Regions from separate parts of the Homo sapiens genome. Here region 2 is linked to region 1. A link is a loop called in an ENCODE intact Hi-C map of the cell type or tissue named here. Cell type or tissue: PC-3. All regions are shown on one strand. Links, peaks and the distances in the headings refer to the core of each region. The heading gives the core; the rest is flanking DNA.

Region 1 (10,994 bases), core at 1,556-9,555:
AGAGAGACAATTTGACTTCCTCTTTTCCTAATTGAATACCCTTTATTTCTTTCTCTTGACTGATTGCCCTAGCCAGAACTTCCAACACTATGTTGAACAAGAGTGGTGAGAGAGGGCATCCTTGTCTTGTGCTGGTTTTCAAAGGGAATGCTTCCAGTTTTTTCCCATTCAGTATGATATTGGCTGTGGGTTTGTCATAAATAGCTCTTATTATTTTGAGATGCGTTCCATCAATACCTAGTTTATTGAGAGTTTTTAGCATGGAAGGCTGTTGAATTTTGTCAAAGGCCTTTTCTGCATCTATTGAGACAATCATGTGGTTTTTGCCATTGGATCTGTTTATGTGATGGATTATGTTTATTGATTTGCATATGTTGAACCAGCCTTGCATGCTGGGGATGAAGCCAACTTGATTTTGTTGGATAAGCTTTTTGATGCACTGCTGGATTTGGTTTACTGGTATTTTATTGAGGATTTTCACATCAATGTTCATCAGGGATATTGGCGTAAAATTCTCTTTTTTTTTGTTGTGTCTCTGCCAGGCTTTGGTATCAGGATGATGCTGGCCTCATAAAATGAGTTAGGGAAGATTCCCCCTTTTTCTATTGATTGAAACAGTTTCAGAAGGAATGGTACCAGCTCCTCTTTGTACCTCTGGTAGAATTTGGCTGTGAATCCATCTGGTCCTGGACTTTTTTTGGTTGGTAGGCTATTAATTATTGCTTCAATTTCAGAACCTTTTATTGGTCTATTCAGATATTCAACTTCTTCCTGGTTTAGTCTTGAGAGGGTGTATGTGTCCAGGAACTTATCCATTTCTTCTAGATTTTCTAGTTTATTTCCATAGAGGTGTTTATAGTATTTTCTGATGAAGTAGTTTGTATTTCTGTGGGATTGGTGGTGATATCCCCTGTATCATTTTTTATTGTGTCTATTTGATTCTTCTCTCTTTTCTTCCTTATTAGTCTTGCTAGCAGTCTTTTTGTTGATCTTTTCTAAAAACCAGCTCCTGGATTCATTGATTTTTTGAAGGGTTTTTTGTGTCTTTATCTCCTGCAGTTCTGCTCTGATCTTAGTTATTTCTTGCCTTCTGCTAGCTTTTTAATTTGTTTGCTCTTGCTTCTCTAGTTCTTTTAATTGTGATGTTAAAGTGTCAATTTTAGCTCTTTCCTGCTTTCTCCTGTGGACATTTAGTGCTATAAATTTCCCTCTACACACTGCTTTAAATGTGTCCTAGAGATACTGGTATGTTGTGTCTTTGTTCTCATTGGTTTCAAAGAACATATTTATTTCTGCCTTCATTTTGTTATTTACCCAGTAGTCATTCAGGAGCAGGTTGTTCAGTTTTCATGTAGTTGTGTGGTTTTGATTGATTGAATTTCTTTTTTTTTTTTTTTTTTTTTTTGAGACGGAGTCTCGCTCTGTCGCCCAGGCCGGACTGCGGACTGCAGTGGCGCAATCTCGGCTCACTGCAAGCTCTGCCTCCCGGGTTTACGCCATTCTCCTGCCTCAGCCTCCCGAGTAGCTGGGACTACAGGCGCCCGCCACTGCGCCCGGCTAATTTTTTGTATTTTTAGTAGAGACGGGGTTTCACCCTGTTAGCCAGGATGGTCTCGATCTCCTGACCTCATGATCCACCCGCCTCGGCCTCCCAAAGTGCTGGGACTACAGGCGTGAGCCACCGCGCCCGGCCGATTGATTGAATTTCTTAATCCTGAGTTCTAATTTGATTGCTCTGTGGTCTGAGGGACAGTTTGTTGTGATTTCTGTTCTTTTACATTTGCTGAGGAGTATTTTACTACCAATTATGTGGTCAATTTTAGAATAAGTGTGATGTGGTGCTTGGAAGAAGTTATAGTCTGTTGATTTGGGGTGGAGAGTTCTGTAGATGTCTATTACGTCTGCTTGGTCCAGAGCTGAGTTCAAGTCCTGGATATCCTTGTTAACTTTCTGTTTCATTGATCTGTCTAATATAGACAGTGGGGTGTTAAAGTCTCCCATTATTATTGTGTGGGAGTCTAAGTCTCTTTGTAGGTCTCTACGGACTTACTTTATGAATCTGGGTGCTCCTGTATTGGGTGCATATATAGTTAGGATACTTAGCTCTTCTTGTTGAATTGATCCCTTTACCATTATGTAGTGGCCTTCTTTGTCTCTTTTGATCTTTGTTTTGGTTATGGTTAAAGTCTGTTTTATCAGAGACTAGGATTGCAAACCCTGCTTTTCTTTTTGCTTTCCATTTGCTTGGTAGATCTTCCACCATCCCTTTATTAGAGCCTATGTGTGTCTCTGCATGTGAGATGGGTCTCCTGAATACAGCACACCGATGGGTCTTGACTCTTTATCCACTTTGCCAGTCTGTGTCTCTTAATTGGGACATTTAGCCCAATTTACATTTAAGGCTAATATTGTTATGTTTGAATTTGATCCTGTCATTATGATGTTAGCTGGTTATTTTGCCCGTTAATTGATGCAGTTTCTTCATAGCGTCGATAGTCTTTACCATTTGTCATGTTTTTGCAGTGGCTGGTACTGGTTGTTGCCTTCCATGTTTAGTGCTTTCTTCAGAAGCTCTTGTAAGGCAGGCCTGGTGGTGACAAAATCTCTCAGCATTTGCTTGTCTGTAAAGGATTTTATTTCTCCTTTGCTTATGAAGCTTAGTTTGGCTGGATATGAGATTCTGGTTTGAAAATTGTTTTTTTTTTTTTTTAAGAATGTTGAATATTGGCCCCCACTGTCTTTTGGCTTGTAGGGTTTCAGCCGAGAGATCCACTCTTAGTCTGATGGGCTTCCCTTTGTGGGTAACCCAGCCTTTCTCTCTGGCTGCCCTTAACTTTTTTTCCTTCATTTCAACCTTGGTGAATCTGACAATTATGTGTCTCGGGGTTGCTCTTCTGGAGGAGTATCTTTGTGGTGTTCTCTGTATTTCCTGAATTTGAATGTTGGCCTGCCTTGCTAGGTTAGGGAAGTTCTCCTGGATAATATCCTGAAGAGTGTTTTTTAACTTGGTTCCCTTCTCCCTGTCACTTTCCAGTACAGTAATCAAATGTATATTTGGTCTTTTCACATAGTCTCATATTTCTTGGAGGCTTTATTCGTTTGTCTTCACTCATTTTTCTCTAATCTTGTCTTCTTGCTTTATTTCATTAATTTGATCTTCAATCACTGATATCCTTTCTTCCATTTGATCGAATCAGCTATTGAAGCTTGTGCATGCATCACGAAGTTCTCGTGCCATGGTTTTCAGCTCCATCAGGTCATTTAAGGTATTCTCTAGTATTTATTCTAGTTAGCCATTCATCTAACCTTTTTTCAAGGTTTTTAGCTTCCTTGCAATGGGTTAGAACACGCTCCTTTAGCTTGGAGAAGTTTGTTATTACTGACCTTCTAAAGCCTACTTCTGTCAACTCTTCAAAATCATTCCCTGTCCAGTTTTGTTCCCTTGCTAGCGAGGAGCTGCGATCCTTTGGAGGAGAAGAGGCGCTCTGTTTTTTGGAATTTTTAGCTTTTTTGCTCTGGTTTCTCCCCATCTTTGTGGTTTTATCTACCTTTGGTCTTTGATGTTGGTGACCTACAGATGGGGTTTTGGTGTGCATGTCCTTTGTGTTGATGTTGATGCTATTTTTTTCATTTGTTAGTTTTCCTTCTAACAATCAGACCCCTCAGCTGCAGGTGTGTTGGAGTTTGCTGGAGGTCCACTCCAGGCCCTGTTTGCCTGGGTATCACCAGCAGAGGCTGCAGAACAGCAAATATTGCTGCCTGATCCTTCCTCTGGAAGCTTTGTCCCAGAGGGGCACCCGCCTGTTTGAGGTGTCTGTTGGCCCCTACTGGGAGGTGTTCCCCAGTCAGGCTACATGGGGGTCAGGGACCTAACTGAGGAGGTAGTCTGTCTGTTCTTGGTGTTCAAATGCCATGCTGTGAGAACCACTGCTTTCTTCAGAGCTGTCACACAGGGACATTTAAGCCTGCAGAAGCTGTCTGCTGCCTTTTGTTCTATTATGCCATGCCCCCGGAGGTGGAATCTATAGAGGCAGTAGGCCTTGCTGAGCTGAGGTGGGCTCCGCCCGGTTCATGTTTCCAGGCCTCTTTGTTTATACTGTGAGCTAGTCAAGCCTCAGCAATGACGGACTCCCCTCCGCTCGTCCAGCTACAGCATCGCAGGTTGATCTCACACTGTTGTGCTAGCAGTGAGCAAGGCTCTGTTGGCATGGGACCCGCTGAGCCAGGCATGGGAGGGTATCTGCTGGTTTGCCAGTTGCTAGGACTGTGGGCATAGTGCAGTATTTGGTCAGAAGTATACCATTTCTCCAGGTACAGTCTGTCATATGGCTTCCCTTGGCTAGGAAGGAGAAATCCCCCAACCCCTTGCACTTCCCAGGTGAGGCGACACCCTGCCCTGCATCAGCTCACCCTCCATGGGCTGTATCCACTGTCCAACCAGTCCCAGTGAGATGAACCAGGTACCTCAGTTGGAAATGCAGACATCAACCGTCTTCTGCATTGATCTCGCTAGGGGCTGCAGACTGGAGCTGTTGCTATTTGGCCATCTTGGAAGTGACCTTCTCTTCTCTTCTCTTCTCTTCTCTTCTCTTCTCTTCTCTTCTCTTCTCTTCTCTTCTCTTCTCTTCTCTTCTCCCCTCCCCTCCCCTCCCGTCCTCTCCCCTCCTCTCCTCTCCCCTCCCCTCCCCTCCCTTTCCTTTCTCTTTTTTTCTTTCTCTCTCTTCCTTTCCTTTCCCTTTCTTTCTTCCTTTGTTTCCCCTTCATTTCCTTCCTTCCTTCCTTACCTCCCTCCGTCCCTCCTTCCTTCCCTCCCTCCCTCCCTTCTCTTTCTCTCTCTTTCTTTCCTTTCTCTCTCTCTCTCTTCCTTCTCCTTTCCTTTCCTTTCCCTTCCCTTCTCTTCCTTCTCTTTTCTTCTCTTTCTCTTTCTTCTGGGCTTCACTCTTTTGACCAGACTGGAGTGCAGTGGCATGATCACAGCTCACTGAAACCTGCCTCCCAGCCTCAAGCAATCCTCCCACCTCAGCCTCCTGAGTAGCTGGGCCACAGTTGTGAACTGCCATGCCAAGCTAATTTTTGTATTTTTTGTAGAGACAGGGTTTTGCCATGTTGTCCAGGATGGTGTTGAGCTCCTGGACTCAAGAAATCTGCCTGCCTCGGCCTCCTAAAGTGCTGGGATTACAGGTGTGAGCCACTGCAGCCAGCCAAAAAATCTCTTCTTATAAGAAGAAAGAGTGTAAATGGGTTGAGAATGACAATTGCAAAAGGAGTCACTGGGTGTCATATTGAAATGACTTCACAGTTTGGGCTGCAAGTGTTTTGATGGTGTCTCTGGTCAATATGTCTGTCTTAGCCATGACCTGGAAAGTTCTCTAACTTAAGAGTTTAAGACAACAAGTCCAGGCGCAGTGGCTCATGTCTGTAATCCCAGCACTTTGGGAAGCTGAAGTGGGCAGATCACTTGAGGCCAGGAGTTCAAGACCATCCTGGCCAACATGGTGAAACCTTGTCTCTACTAAAAATACAAAAATTAGCTGGGCATGGTGGCAGGCACCTGTAGCTCCAGCTACTTGGGACGCTGAGGTGGGAGGATTGCTTGAACCCGGGAGGCGGAGGTTGCGGTGAGCTGAGATCACGCACTCCAGCCTGGGTGACAGAGTGAGACTCTGTCTCAAAAAAAAAAAAAAAAAAGACAACAGAAAATTAATAGATATAGGAAGCCCCAAGATGAACTTCTGATTTCTGATTCTTCTTGAGTCAAAACTCACCTGAGCAGGGCTTTGGAATAGTTACTTCTCTGGTCCCACCTGGATTTCTCTTTCATTCTGTTCCAGTTCAGCCCATTTGGTTCCAGGTGTCCTACAGAGATGCTGCCCTGCCCTGTGTAGCTGGGAACTCCCTAACTCAATGTTCAATGGCAGGAACATTTCAGTCTCTGTGCCTGCAGCTGTTCCAAGTTAAATAAAACCCTTTTTCAGCTGTGATGGAGAGTACTTTGCTCTAGTGCTTTCTGCAAAAATACTTGTTGCCAGTTATTTATAAGTTTGGAAATGAAATGATTTTTTTTTCTTTTTTCTTTTTTTTCCAGACGGAGTCTCGCTCTGTCACCCAGGCTTGAGTGCAGTGGCGCCATCTCAGCTCACTGCAACCTCCACCACCCGGGCTCAAGAGATTCTCCTGCCTCAGCGTCCTTAGTAGCTGGGATTATGGGCATGTGCCATCACGCCCGGCTAATTTTTGTGTTTTTAGTGGAGACAAAGTTTCACCATATTGGCCAGGCTGGTCTTGAACTCCTGACCTCAGATGATCCGCCCGCCTCGGTCTCCCAAAGTGCTGGGATTACAGGCGTGAGCCACCCCGCCCGGCTAAGGGAATTCCTTTCTTATGATGTGTGTTTATTACACACAAATATAAAGGGCATTAAACTTCCTGTGTAACTCCCTTAAGCTTCTTCCCTAAGGCTTGGAGATTTTCTCTTTTAGCATTTTACTCTTGTGAGCTGTTAAAGTCCCCTGGCAACTTTATGAACTGATTAAACACTCTCTTCAACTTTTCATTTCTTCTCCAAACAACAGTGAAAATGGAAATAATGGCAAAAATAGTTACCATTTATAGAGTACTTACCACAGGCCAAGAATTCTGTTCTTTTCACATACTTTTAAAAATTTATCTTTCAGAAAAATGCTATAGTTATTTATATTCTCATATAAGGAAACAAGCATGCAGAAAGTAATGTACCCTAGGCCAGGTGTGGTGACTCACACCTCTAATCCCAGCACTCTGGGAGGCCGAGGTGGGCGACTCACCTGAGGTCAGGAGTTTGAGACCAGCGTGACCAACATGGAGAAACCCCATCTCTACTAAAAATACAAAAATTAGCTGGGCGTGGTGGTGTGCACCTGTAATCCCAGCTACTTGGGAGGCTGAGGCAGGAGAATTGCTTGAACCCAGGAGGTGGATGTTGCAGTGAGCTGAGGTAGCACGATGACACTCTAGCCTGGGCAACTGAATGAGACTCCATTTCAAAAAAACAAAACAAAACAAAACAAAAACCACACACACTCACAAAAATGAAAGTAATGTGCCCTAGGCCACTCAAAGTAAATGACAGTTTTAGAAATCCAACCAATGGCTGCCTGACTCCAAGGTGCCTTGATTCTAACCTCAGTAAATTTTCAGATCTGTCTCTTCCAGGGCTCACTGCAGCCAGAATACTTTCTGAGCTGGAGCGATAGTGACCAGAGCCAAATTCACCTTCATTGTAATGAAATTAAGTCAAGGGCTAGTGTTGCCCAGTGGATGGAGGATTTCCGCCTTCAGATAGCAAGCGCTCTAATGACCTCTGTTTCACTGATCAGTGCCCATCGAGGTTGCCTCTTTAAAAATTATTTACAGGGGCCGGGCGTGGTGGCTCATGCCTGTAATCCCAGCACTTTGGGAGGCCGAGGCAGGTGGATCATGGGGTCAGGTGATTGATACCATCCTGGCTAACATGGTGAAACCATGTCTCTACTAAAAATACAAAAAAAATTAGCTGGGCATGGTGGCCGGCACCTGTAGTCCCAGCTACTCGGGAGGCTGAGGCAGGAGAATGGCATGAACCCGGGAGGCGGAGCTGGCAGTGAGCTGAGACTGCGCCACTGCACTCTAGCCTGGGTGACAGAGCGAGACTCCATCTCAAAAAAAAAAAAAAAATTATTTACAGGGGCCAGGTGCGGTGGCTCATGCCTGTAATCCTAGCACTTTGGGAGGCCGAGGCAGGCAGATCACCTGAGGTCAGGAGTTCGAGATCAGCCTGGCCAATGTAGTGAAACCCCCTTTCTACTAAAAATACGAAAAAAAATTAGCCAGTCATGGTGACTGGTGCCTGTAATCCCAGCGACTCTGGAGGCTGAGGCAGGAGAATTGCTTGAACCCAGAAGGGGGAGGTTGCAGTGAGCCGAGATCTCGCCACTGCACTCCCACCTTGGTGACAGAGTGAAACTCCATCTCAAGAAGAAAAAAAAAAATTATTTACAGGGAGGTCCAAGAGATATCCAGCATCATGGAAAGAATTTATTGCTCTGCATTAGATAGTCTCAGATGACTAATGCCAGTGAAATGGATGCATCTCATGATGATGAATTTTTTTTTTTTTTTTTTTTGAGATGGAGTCTCGCTCTGTCGCCCAGGCTGGGGTGCAGTGGCGCAAGCTCTGCTCACTGTAAGCTCTGCCTCCCAGGTTCACACCATTCTCCTGCCTCAGCCTCCCGAGTAGCTGAGTAGCTGGGACTACAGGCGTCCGCCACCATGCCCGGCTAATTTTTTGTATTTTTTAATAGAGACGGGGTTTCACAGTGTTAGCCAGGATGGTCTCAATCTCATGACCTCGTGATCCACCCACCTCAGCCTTCCAAAGTGCTGGGACTACAGGCGTGAGCCACTGCGCCCGGCCAATGATGATGATTTTTTTTAGGTGGAGCTTATTTCTTGACTTTGTAACCAAAATGTCAGAATCTTAGACTTTTCTTAAAAGATGTTTTTATTCCTCTGGTGGGTACAAGGAGCCATCTTTCCTGGTTACACTCTGCTTGTAATGAAAAGCCCTTTTCTCAAAACTTGACTAGACTCCAGATGTACCTTCTTCTTTGGGAACTTGAAAGAAATGCAAATTCTTTGGCCTCGAACCAGATGTACTGAATCTGAGACTTAGGGGGCGGGGCCCCACAATCTGTGTTTTGAGAAGCCCTCCAGGTGAGTGAGCTGTGCGCTCAAGTTTGAGAAGCACAGGGTGTAGTCACTCACACAGCTCCTCTTGCCCACTCACCCTCCCAGGCAACGTCAGCCACCCCCGAGGCTTCAGTGGCTTCCAGATCTGATCTGCAGCCCAGGCTGCCTTTCTTTTTTTTTTTTTTTTTTTGAGACGGAGTCTCACTCTGTCGCCCAGGCTGGAGTGCAATGGCACGATCTCGGCTCACTGCAACCTCCGCCTCCTGGGTTCAAGCAATTCTCCTGCCTCAGCCTCCAGAGTCGCTGGGATTACAGGCCTGTGCCACCACACCCGGCTAATTTTGTATTTTTAATAGAAACTGGGTTTCTTCATGTTGGTCAGGCTGGTCTCAAACTCCTGACCTCAGGTGATCTGCCCGCCTCGTCCTCCCAAAGTGCTGGGATTACAGGCGTGAGCCACCGCGCCCGACCCGGGCTGGCTTTCTGAGCTGTAGACTTATTATAAACACCTGTCCAATGACACTGCTACTTGGATATGTCACAAGGACCTCAAATTCAGCATCTTAGTAAGTATTTATGTTTCAACTTAAGTGGTGTTTTCTCATTGGACTAGGTTTGTCTGACTTGCCATCTCTGCTATTACCCTGTATTAAAATTCCTTATGTAAACTATGCGTTCCACCACACCAGGAGCTCCGTGAAGGCAGGGATGGGATCGGTTTAGGTATGGCTCACTTAGGATCACAGCTAATATTAACTGTGTGAATGAATGAAAGCTCCTGTATTCTCTCTACCAGAGGTAGACAAATTGTGGTCCATATGCCAAATCCAGCCCATGGCCTGTTTTGTAAATAAAGTTTTATTGGAACACGGCCGTGCCCATTTATTCATATGTGGTCTAAGGCTGCTTTTGCGCTACAGTGGCAGAGTTGAGTAGTTGCTACAGAAACTTTACGACCTGCAAAGTCTAAAATATTTACTATCTGGTCCTGTATAGAAAAAGTTTGCTCCAAGGGCCTCCCTGATATGTCTCCAGGAAGGCCAGGCCCAGGTACTCTTCTGTGTTGTGATTACACTGAACTCTCTAGAATGCCAGCCTGGCTTGCCAGGACTTCAAGCTGCCTCCTAGCTAGCAGAAATGCACCTGAGCAAAACCCAGTTTTATAGGGGAAAAACTACTGAGGGGCTCAGAACTTATAAAGGAGCTTTGGCATTTACATAAACCCCATTTCCAGAGAGGAGAAGGCTGGAGACTAATGGCCCAGTTCCTTAACACATCAAGTCCACACACTTTAATGTATACATTTTCAAGAAGAATTAACAGATTACTGAGATTACCAGATGCGGTGGTGCATGCCTGTAATCCCAGCACTTTGGGAGGCCTAGGCGGGTGGATCACCTGAGGTTAGGAGTTTGAGACCAGCCTGGCCAACATGGTGAAACCCCGTCTCTACTAAAAATACAAAAATTAGCCGGGTGTGGTGGTGGGCACCTGTAATCCCAGCTACTCGAGAGGCTGAGGCAGGAGAATTGCTTGAACCCCGGAGACGGAGGTTGCAGTGAGCCGAGATTGCGCCACTGCACTCCAGCCTGGGTGACAAAGTGAGACTCCATCTCAAAATAAAATAAAATAAAATAAAATAAAATAAAATAAAATAAAATAAAATAAAATAAAATAAAATAATATCAAATAAAATAAAAGAGATGACTGAGTATTCCTTCAATGCAGTGGTTGCTATGTAATTTTGATTAACTTTATTAGCCAGGGTATTTTACAACTCTAAGAGGTAGAGGTTAACTTGCAGAAAAGGAATAATAATATGAAGATTCTTATTTGAAGGTTTTGTAAATGATTCTAGCCCATAACAATGAAAATGCATTTTGCATTGGAGAGATATAATTTTTTACTGTCTTGTAGAAAAGATGATTTATATAGTTTGTTGTGTAGTAGTATATTAACCAGCTTTGCATATATTAGCAAATTTGTTTCAGCATTCCTTTGACTGGACTGACAATGTAAATCTCAATTCTTCAAGTTCTCCTTTGAACCAGTTTTAACCTATTTCTGGTTCCCTTGTTTAATGAATGATTTGAATCAAACCATTGACATGTTCATTTTATATTTGTATGTTTCTAAAGTTTTTGAAAATTATAAATATAACCTAGTGATCCTTTCATGATTTGCTGTGGGCAGCTGAGCAGGAAGGGCCTCATGGCAGGCAGGGAGGGAAGATGACGCTGTGTGACACTCAGCAGCGGTGGGAAGGTGAAGCACTGCGGTCCGAAGTC
Region 2 (10,994 bases), core at 1,132-9,131, 200 kb before region 1:
CAGATAAAGCTCTGCGTCATCTTCCTTCAGCGAAGGTGCGCGACCTGAAGGTGCGCGATCTGACGCAGGGATGCCAGGTGTGCACTTGCCACACTGCACTCAGATCGCCAACAAAGATGGGTGCAAACACATAGGTCTAATCTGATATCAGTGCCCTCTTTCCTAAACCACACTCTCATCCATACATTTGCCTTCATGAACCCAGCCATGTTCAGAACTCCCGTAGCACAGTCTTTGAATTCTGAAATGACACAAAGATCAAGAGAAAGCCCACATGTGCCCTAGTGTGCAAGCAGCAGCAGCTACGATCTCCAACCTGGACTGAAAAACAAAAGGGTAAAATGAAAAACCGTTCACTTAACAGCAGATTAGCAGTAATGTTCCTCATGAATCAATAAGAGTGCCTGATGCTGAATAGCTAACAGCAAATGCTGAATTTGGATTTAACATAGATGTTTATTGGAGATTAAGCTTCTTGCTGAGCTGGTCTCTTCAAATCCCTGATCTGTTTAACTAAATAGGTCTTCTCGTCGTTAAACTGCTCATCCTCCGTCCTGTCGTTCTGAAACTTGCTGAGGAACTCTATGAGTTTGGCCTGGTTCTTGAGGAGGATGTCTAGGATGGGCTGCGTCTTGTTAGGATTGGCTACAAACACCTGCGTGGAGAGAAACGCACATGAGGCACAGAGAAAGGACAAAACGCAGCCACACCTGAGCTGCGGCCACAGTGCAGAAAAGCAGAGCTGTGCTCTCCTGGGATGGCGCTGAAGTCAGGGTCATTAGGTTTTGCTTTAGAAGGCGTTATTTTACAATTTGGAAAAAAAAATAATAATTACATGTTTTAACACAAATACGACTGATAAACTCATTCTGCCAGCCCTGCAACACAGTGTTTAGTATTAAATACAGACTTTGATTTTAGAATAAAATGGGCAGAAATTATTTCTCAGCACAAGAGGTCAGATGGGATTTTAAGAATGAAACCTCCACAGAAAGCATTAAGAAATGCTTTTGTTTTGCAGTTACTAATCTTCTAGGCCAAAGATAAATGACACTCTTCTATGAACAAACCTTCTCGTTCCCAGATCCAAACAGTAACCCGTTTCCAGGTCTACCTTTCTGTTTAAAAGTCATAGCACACAAATATGAAAAGTGACTGAATTTAATTAAGTCACCTGGATTACCAGAGTGAGGCTAATAATTTCCGTTATTTGCGAATGAAAGACGACGAACAATTCCAGTGGACAGTATCACTGATGCTTCTAGTACTCTACCTTAAAAACGTGAAAGGCCTCAAACTGGATGTTGCGACTTTTGTCTCGCAGCAGGTTCATCATTAATTTGAGGTTCTCAGGTTTACTGATGTATTTTGTCATAATTGTGAAGTTGTGTCTATCTAGTAGTAGTTCACCGAGAAGCTGAGAAGACATTTAAACAATTACCTTGTTATTAAAACTTAAAGAAAAATCAAAGTTTAAAAAAACAATTTATTTTATAATCATCAAGTATAGAGTATTAGTAGGCACTCAAAAGACCGAAGAACTGAACTGAATTACAACCTAAAAGCTACGAAGGGCCTTCTCTCTGCCACCTGAATGCCTTCCTCCCTTTCCCTGAGAGATGAAGTCTACGGGAGGCCTGACGCTTCTCTCTGCAGAGGATGTTCAAGATGCCCCCTTGGCCCCAGTGGGAGACTCTCAAAGCCTCCCCTTTAAGCGTGCATTTGTGTTAGCTCACTAAAAAGAAACTATTCAAGAAAATGGTCAAAAGTTATTGATTATTCCTGTTAACTAACCACAAACCTTAGCTTAATTTAAAACAACTATTTTTAAATTTTATTTAGCGGGACTTTCCAAGATAAAGGGTTTTGTGTCCAAAGTTTTCCATTTGTGTACCCTGCACATGCCACAGTTATCGTTTTATCACAGCTAATTCAGAAAGGTTTACACAAGTGAGTATTTTTCTGCTCCTTCTTAGGTCTCCTGAAGATAATCCAGTGTTTTCTTACTGACCCCTCACCATCACTAATTATACCAATTAATGCTAAAAAAACATCTGTTTACTTCAAGGGTTTACTAATTTCTGGAGAGTTGGTTATATCATATAAACTCATAACTTTTAAACTGTCACGGCTTACTCTTTCCTAAAACCAGCAGTCACTTCTTCAGGTTGTCAACATGCCAACAACCTGGCCAAGGCTGAGTGTGCAGAGCCGGCAGTGGGGCAGGTGCCAAGCTGCGGTCCTTGTGGGCGGTGGCAGAGCTGTGGAGAGCTTGGTCCCTGGTGCCAGCCTGCCTGGGTTCCAATCCTGGCTCCCTACTTCTTGTGAGCTCTGTAATCTTGAGCACGTTACTGAACTCCTCTGTGTCTCGGTTCCATCATCTGTATAATGGAACAGTGCCTCTCTCTCAGGAGAGTGCAGTGAGAAACGAGCATCAGTGTGCAAAGCACGTATCAGGCCTGTATCTGCAGAGATGTGAGTGAGTGAGGGCTAAGGGAAGAAAAGGCGCAAATAGCGGCTCTGTGGCTTTGCTTTAATTGCTTTTGTTGCTTCCTTTCTGGGTTTCTGGCTATGTTCTAGATACTTGAAGTTTCCAGGTAACTGATCTCTGGATAAGTAACTTGTCATCATATTAAATAAAAAATGAGCTGATGTACAAGAAAACAAATCTATTTTACTTAGGCTTTATAAGGAACTCATAGGAAAAACTGAAAGGAGTAGGCTTCATATCAATGTGAATCACAAAATCTATTCTTACGGTGAGAAGCAACCAGTATCTTACAAAGACTGAAAAGTTAGTATTATGTGATTTATAGCTTTCGTGTTCTTTTTCTATCACAGAAACCAAAGAAAATCTGAAGGAAGATGACTTCAAATATGTAATTCTTTTTTTATTTTTTGAGATAGTCTCACTCTGTCACAAAGGCTGGAGTGCAGTGGCACAATCTTGGCTCACTGCAACCTCCACCTCCCGAGCTCAAGTGATTCTCATGCCTCAGCCTCCCAAGTAGCTGGGACTACAGGCTTGTGCCACCACACCTGGCTAATTAATTTTTGGGGCTAGAGACAGGGTTTCACCATGTTGGCCAGGCTGGTCTTGAACTCCTGACCTCCATCCATCCACCCACCTTGGCCTCCCAAAGTGCTGGGATTACAGGCGTGAGCCACCATACTCAGCCCAAACATGTAATACTTTACTAAAAAACTTGGGAGTCTTGCATAGGGAATATAAATTTGCTGGCGACATAAATATGGGAATAAATAAATGCCAATGTGGCTACGAAAAAGAGAGTACAAATTAAAATCCATCTTTAAAGTACGGCTGGTGCTGAAGCCGCTCCATGTGTTCATGGGGCACTCACAGGCCCACCGCTAACATAAACTGCAGGAGCCAGCAACTTGCTTTATATCCATTCCTAAGGGCTTGGAAATGGTGGTCTCAGCCTTTCTTTTCATGTTGGTAATTCTGAATGGCAGAAGGGTCTTGAAGGCCTTTCTCCTTATCCAAACAGCCCAAGAATCCAACATTTGGTCAAAGTTTATGGATTTGCCAATAACCTCCACCCTGCACCCCCGGCCCCAGCTTCCTCCCACAATGGCCCTAGAAGCTACTAACCTAGGCTATCCTGTCTGGCCTTTGTGGCCTTAGAAGATACTGACTCCAGTGAACTGTGTGCATCTGTATAACTGCTGGCAAGAGTAGTATACCTCAGCCCTTTGAGGATCACAGAGCAGGAGAGGCCCCAGGAACCTCCACTCTCTCACACACTGATGTCCAGGGAGGAGAAACTCCTCCCACAGCTGCCAGGAAGTTCTGTCCAACCCCCCAAAGATGAAAGGACAGCAAATGATCCTCTAAGCCAGGGAAGGTGGGGCCCAAGCAACAGCAATGAATGGAAAGCAAGGGGCCTGGCTGGACTGTGCCTGTTCCCCAGCTGTGGCTGTCACGGATGCCCTGCTGCAGGAATTACAGCCTTACACGGAAAAAAGGCATATGCTGTTCTGAAAGAAAGTGCTGATTGAAAATGTGGACGGTGGAGTGTTCCTATCAAAGGACACAAAGTATTCCAGATGCTCCTAGTGTCCTTTAGTCTTTTCCACAGAAAGATAAGGTCTTCAAGGGAGATTTCCCCACGGTAGGAAGGGGATGAGTGGATGGAATCTTGGTCATTATCGGTCCAGACACCCATGAGGGGAAGAACTCTGGGCAGAGTCAAATTTTAAATGGACCTGGCAAAAAACTGAATGGAATTATGATTTTCCCCTCAAATCCTTTGTGATTTCATCTATATCTCCTGTTGGGACTGCTTACTGACAGAGTGGAGGGTATGCACTTCTTAACTGCTATAAGAACTTTCTACAGCAGGGGTCAGCAAACTATCAAGGGCCAAACAGTAAATATTTTAGACTTTGCAGAACATAGGGTCTCTGAGGCATCTACTTAATTCTGCTGCTGGAGCTCAAAACAGCCACAGACAATATGTAAATAAATGAGCACGTCTTTATTCCAGTAAAACTTTACTTACAAACACAGGCAGCTGGCTGGATTTAGCCCATGGGTTGTAGTTTGCCAACCCTTGTTCTACAGTTTAAATCTTAAATTTAACATTCTAACTTGCAAAGGATATCCTGCTTTGATACAAAGCAGCCAAGCCTGTCTACGGTCCACAGCCTCACACGCACATCGCCTCCCTCCACCCTCACACACCTGCCTGTGCCACCCAGGCCACAGCCCAGGAGCACAGCACCTGGAGTGCCTTCATCTAGCTGATATGACTATGGCTCAAAATCGCAAAGAATGCACTGCTAGGAGATGAAGTCTTCTTCAAACTCCCGTTCATTCCCTTTCTGTGTCTCCACCTTACTAGGAAGCAGGAAAGTGCTCCACATGGATCACTGTCCAACTCCATTCCTTTCCGCAAAAATCTTGACCCTCGGCAAAGGTATTTATTTCCCCCAAAGGTCTATGACCCATCCTGCACATCTCCCTTTCCCCAAATCCACATTTCAAACACAAGGTACAGAGAAATAAGCTATACAAAATGGTCTGTCATACCTTCAGTGACTGTCTTTTTGTCACATAATTTTCTGAATGAAGTAACTTCTCATATTCACTGAAAAACTAAAAGATAAGAGAACATAAATCAGGGTTATTGCCAAAAAAAAAAAAAAAAAAAAAAAAAAAAAAAAAAGACTGGTAGGTAACATTGTAAATTAGCTTAAGGACACATTTCTCACACCATGAAGGCCAACAGCTGCCCTGGCTCCCCTGCCACTCTCTTTCATGTCTTCCTCTGACATGTTTGCTCTGAGACTCTCAGGTGATCCCACCAATCCCTTCCATGAAGAGGGCTCCTGGGACTGAGCCCCTTCCCAGTTCCAGCCAGGCCTGCAGACAGAGCTTAAATCCAGGCCTCTCTGTCACCCCAAGCTCCCTATGCACAAAACCTAACTCCCATACCCCTCACACTTTTGCTTGTTGAGTCTGCTCTCATATCTTGATGTTAGATTGAAAAACTCGTATTTTATATAAACAAGAATTCAATTTGTTCAAAGCACAACCACAAAGAGAAAAGTTATCTGCTCTTTCAATGTATCAGGCAAAGAGAAAAAGTAATTCGGAATAGAAATTAAGAGAGGAGAAATTCAGCATTGTGTTAACCAGGCCGACAACGAAGGTGGGGCTTAGTCTCAGACCTGTCGGATGGGAGGGATTTCACTCAGAAATGGAGGGGAGAAAAGAGAATCTGGGCAGATAAAAAAGGAAGGACATAGTATGAATGAAGCCCCGGGGAGAACAAAATGCCACAAATTTAAGAACTGACAGGTCCACTAGACCTTCAAAACAGCGGTCACTGACAAGAGTGGCACTGCTGGATGGTGAAGGCTAGAAGCCCATTAAAGCAGAGTTACAAAACCGAAATGACAGGCACTTGGGGGCCAAGGCTATCCTTCAAAAACCTAGTAGACAAGGCCAGTTAGCCTTAAGATTTTATTTTTTGTCTGTCTGTTTAAACCACAGATAGGTTTAAAACATTCTGAAAGTCTGCAGCACTAGTATGACTGTTGGATCTTCGTGCTTTCCTGAGACTTTCCTTTGGTCATCGCGAGTGCCGGGGGATGCCTGCTTTGTCATCTGTCCATGAGAGAACTACTGGTGTCCATGCTTTATGATGGGTCCTCATTAGCCATTCATCTGTGGTCTAGAGCAAGGGATGGCAAACTATGGCCTGCTGCCTGTTTGTGAAAAGTTTTTCTGGAACACATCCCATGCTCGTTTGTTTACTGAACATGAATTCACTGAAAAGTTTATGTATTATTTACAGCTGCTTTCATAGAACAACAGACAGGAGAGTCAACAGAGACCACATGGCTTACAAAGCCTCAAAAATTTGCTTTCTGGCCTTCTTGGTTTAGAGCTAACACAGAATTATACATTATTTCTTCTGCCTGCCTCTTGGCAGAGGTGAGCTGGCCATCTATTTGGTATGTATTTGAGTTAGATTTCTCTCTTTTCAGAAAAAGCTGTTAAGTCTACCTTCTCAAATTATCATCAAACTGATGATCAAAACAACTGGACCTGCTTTTAATCAGTAACAAAATATATACATCTCAAGTTCTTATATATACAGAAAATGCAAGTTAAGATTTTCTGCTGCATCTTTGGATAAGCTTGGTTGCAAGAAACTTTTCATGGAGAACTGCCTGAAAAGTATGTATGTGGCCCCTGTTTCCTTCAGGTTATGTTAGATTTTTTCTTCTCTGTATTAGGACAGACAAAGAGTAAGTAACAAACCTAGATACCTGTCCTCCCACCCACTTCTGGGTTCCTCAAAGACTTGCTTTCAGGGAACTGCATCGGAGTTGAGCATTTTATTTACTGCAATGCCACGGCAATGACTGTCCACTACATGATACTGTAACTTGACTCTCCTTTAAGAACGCCAAGGAGAGAAACCGGTTTCAGGTCCCAGTGCTAGGAAAGGCTACGTTTCTTTTGAGCAGCCAGCATGAATTTTACTCTACAAATACTGTCATCTTTTAATTGTTTTATTTCTTTCTACGCTTTGGTTATTAGAAAGCTCAGAGCCAAACTGGATCAGAATTTAGAGCATGTTATTTTGGTGTAATAACCTCACCTGTGGCTTTAAATTACCCACATCCCCCACTGCTTCTCCCTCTATAAGATCTGACTGCTTTCTATAGATTTGTTGCCTCACATATGTTCTTCTAAAATCCTGTTAACTGATGTCATCTATTAACAACATGTAGGAAGCTATTTTACTGCAAGATTAAACAGATTTCACTGTAGCAAATGTCTTGGAAATCAGCTAGTCTGTGTCTTTGGTAGGCCTTAAATTACTAGTATGTTGAAAAATCTTTGTGGTGATGATAAATGAACTAACGTTTATTAAGTGCTTCCTGTGTTCCAGGCACTGTGCCATGCACGTCACATACACGTTCTTATCTAATCCTCATGATGATCCCAGTAGACAGGTACTATATGAAGAGCTTTCTTCAGGGTGGAAGATCCTGAAGGCACAGAGGGTGCATGAAGGCAGTTGCTGAAGTCCTACCAGCCCATGGTAGGGCTGAGACTTGCAGCCAGAATCCAGGCAGTCCAAGGCTCAAGTCCATGCTTCTATCTACTGTAAAAAGGCCCTGATGATGACAGAACTGCCATTTTAAAGCAATGAACATACAAGAAACGCACCCATATCCAAATACACATGAGCTGAAATAAAAATAAAGGACCAGCAATTTTTAAGCCATTTATGAGGCTACTTATGAAGGACTTGTGTGCTCAGTGTTGTGTTATGTTCTTACTGGGAGTGGAGGGCAGGGGGAAAAGACAGGGAAAAAAACCCACAAAAGAACAAGCAAGCATAGATTTTTGCCTCTAAGAATCTCAGAATGTATTTGAACAGCAAAGTGAATAATGAAGTATTAATAATACTCAGGATTTCAAAAATTTAAATGAGTAGTGGAAAAATTAAAATCTAAACCAAATTTTGCAGGATAGACAGGAGTTTTAAGTGGATTGTCATTCTTCTAACCTCTTTACGGGTACCTATCAGAATCTTCGACGATGTGTAGTTAAACCAGTACATCACAACAGTGCTTGTGGGTATTGTGGAAGATCCTCCTGAGGCTGGCAGAACTGGCAGTGGTGGAAGAGATCATTTCACATGGCAGCCCTAGAGGCAGTTGTGCGGGTCTAGGGAAATCAAGCTATCAAGCACTCTGGAAATCATTGACAAATCTCTGGGGGACACTATTACCAGGAACATCTGACATTGACTCAGTGCTGGAAGGGACCTTACCGACAAGCTAGTCCAATGTCCTCATTTTACAATAAGGACGGACTTCTAAGTCCCCAAGCGGTTAACTGCCTTGGCCATGGCCACAAAGGAGTGAGCAGTAGAGCAGGAGCAGAGCCGGGCTCCCGTCCCCTCTGGCCAGTGCTGCTCTCATCCTATCAGCTGCTGCCTCCCTTTCTCTCTATTTGTATGCAGCAGAAATGTGGGGCAACTGATGGAAAAGGAAGGAAAAGTTAAAAAGTCAGATAATTTTCCTACTATCTTTACTATCATTTTAGCAGCAAAATGCTCTATTTTCCTCTTTTAAAGCAATAAAAGCTTCAAAGGGCAGTATGTCAATCAAAAAGATCTACTTCTGACCAAGTAATATTCTATAAGTTGTTTAAGTAGAGAAATAACTACGGCACCATTTATAAACATTACATATGCAAAATAAATATTCTAGTACAAAAACCTAATGTAAGTCTTTCATTTCTGGTAACAAAAGTTACAATTTATTATTTAAAAATAGTATTTCATATACTTACTCTATCATAATGCTGTTCCAAAAATTCTGCACTGAGCAATTTATGTCTTGTAAGTAAATCCTACAAAAAGAAAAAAAAATTGTTTACAGTTGTTCTCCAAGTTTTCAAAAAAGCGAATCCTAAATTCCACACCATTTTACCTAATAAAAACTGTTGTTAAAAATCACCATACTTAACATTTTAGCATGAATTGTATTAAAACACTGATTCTATAAGAGCAAAATAAAATCATTAATTATTTGGAACTGCAATTTTAATGATTATGATGAGTCATGGATCTACAGCTCTTAGAAAAAATGATAAAGGCAATGGAAATATAAACTAAAGGAAAAGAATAAGGAATTGTAGTGAAATTAAAGTTAACACTCCCCAAGTGGGCTGGTTATTTAAAAACAAAAACACAAAAACAAAGCTAACAGTAGTGGTAAACTGTCAAACAATTCCACGCCCACTTAGCGCTCCCGGTGGAGAAAGAGGAAATTTCTTTTATTAGAAAAAGGATTAGAGGCTCTATTTTCTTCCTCCTAAGTTCAATCACATTCAGGTTCATAGCTAACGCAAATTTTTTAGAGGTAGAGTGTGTTTTAGGTAAGCAGAATGTTGGTACGATAACGTAGAATTAACAACGACTGTGAACCTCCAGTCTGATTTTGTATTACCATGAAACAGAACCCTATGCCTCACCCTATAGCTTTCCCAAGGATCATTCATTCAGAAATATTTACTAAGTGCCAGGTAAAACTCTAGGTGCTAGGGCTTCAAAGACAAAAAGATATGATCCCTGCCTTCAAGGACCTAGAAGTTAGCAAAGGACTAGCCTTGGTCTCACTGGGTGGGAAAGAGAATGGGAACAAGTGACAGCAGGAAGGCCTGGCCAGTAGCTGGTAAACTAATGGATTGAGGTCCTTCGTACCACTGCTAAAGAAGATAGCGCCAATCATCGCCTTTCTCCCAACCACCTTTCCTAGTTTTCGTTCCTGTTTATGTTTGAAGGTTGCCCAGGTTACAAAGAACTAGTGTTTCTTGAAGTATGCTGAAATGAAACACTGGTTCTGAGAAACGCTTTAAGAAATGTCCCATGGTCAAGCAAACGAGGGAAGTGCCACAGCTCACTCCAGATGTCAGGTCCTAGACTGCACAGGGAGCTCTTTTGTCACCTACTTTCTGTGAAAGCCCTTCCCGAAAGGGCCTCTGTACAGGCTTTCCCCACTGCGTGGTTACCTACTGTTCGTCTTTCGGACCTCAACTCCTCCTGATTGGTCACCAGCACAAAAGCACTGGACATAGCTGTGACTCTACACTGGTTTGTGGGATTATTTGATTCAAGTCTCTCTTATGCTACACTGTAAGTTCCATAAATACCAGGATCGTGTCTGTTTTCATTAACCTTTGAATCCCCAGCACCTATGCAGTGCCCAGTGCATAGTAAGTGCTTAATATTTAATAAATCAATGAATGAACCAATAAAATCAGGGAACATGTCTGGAAAAACATCACATTCAGCAATCTTCAAAGTATGCTTTTGAGAAGGTTTCTAACCCCACCCCAAAGATTTACAGTTGTTCAAACTGCTGGATAGGGTATGTGTTATATTTCCTGATCATAACAGGGATGGCCAGGAAGGACCTACCCAATTTTTCCCAAATCCTCCTTGAGGATTCAACAGGCCATATTAAAAACCTGAAGTTTATTCTGAGTACACTCAAGAGTTTGGCAAGAAGTGCTACAACGTTTCCCCTCCAGGGGAAGGAGAAGAAGAAAGTGGTAAGAGAATTTCCATTATCTTCGTACCGTGGTCCATGGGGTCACAGATGCAGAGAGAGGAACATGAGGACCTGAAGGGGAATGTTATCAAGTACGGACAGCACCATTTAACATGCTATTGTGGTGTGTTTATGGCTGATGTCCCGCTATGGAGGTGCCACAGGGCAAGTTTTGTCTGTAGGGTTCACTGCTGAATCCCCCACCCCTAAAGAATAGTGCCTGGCCGAGGTGGGTGGATCACCTGAGGTCAGGAGTTCGAGACCAGTCTAACATGGTGAAACCCTGTCTCTACTAAATACAAAAACCTAGCTGGGTGTGGTGATGCATGCCTGTAATCCCAGCTACTCAGGAGGCTGAGGCAGGAGAATCGCTTGAACCCAGG

The links. Hi-C counts contacts between places; a loop is a spot of excess contacts. Peaks named below come from ENCODE experiments on the same cell type or tissue, not always from the same donor. Only the 100,000 strongest peaks of a DNase experiment are listed, where the experiment ranks them.
Region 2: a loop joins it to region 1, with 5 times the contacts of the local background. A loop is called at or near these places in 6 of 110 quality-filtered maps.

The regions. Positions count from the first base shown.
Region 1 is chr2:230,612,823-230,623,816 of GRCh38, reverse strand. No RefSeq gene overlaps it. Among named protein-coding and RNA genes, the nearest start is that of LINC01907, 82 kb to the left of the region's middle. RefSeq lists an enhancer at 8,512-8,631. In PC-3, for the core only: no CTCF peak of the experiment used is centred there; a DNase peak (open chromatin) is centred at 6,436; H3K27ac peaks cover 1,761 bases.
Region 2 is chr2:230,808,177-230,819,170 of GRCh38, reverse strand. It overlaps CAB39 (calcium binding protein 39), which reads right to left. Exons shown (of 9, transcript NM_016289.4): 6 at 8,849-8,908; 7 at 5,057-5,122; 8 at 1,274-1,417; 9 at 1-655. The coding sequence ends at 467. Among named protein-coding and RNA genes, the nearest start is that of ITM2C, 51 kb to the left of the region's middle. In PC-3, for the core only: a CTCF peak has its summit at 4,365 (motif pointing right); no DNase peak of the experiment used is centred there.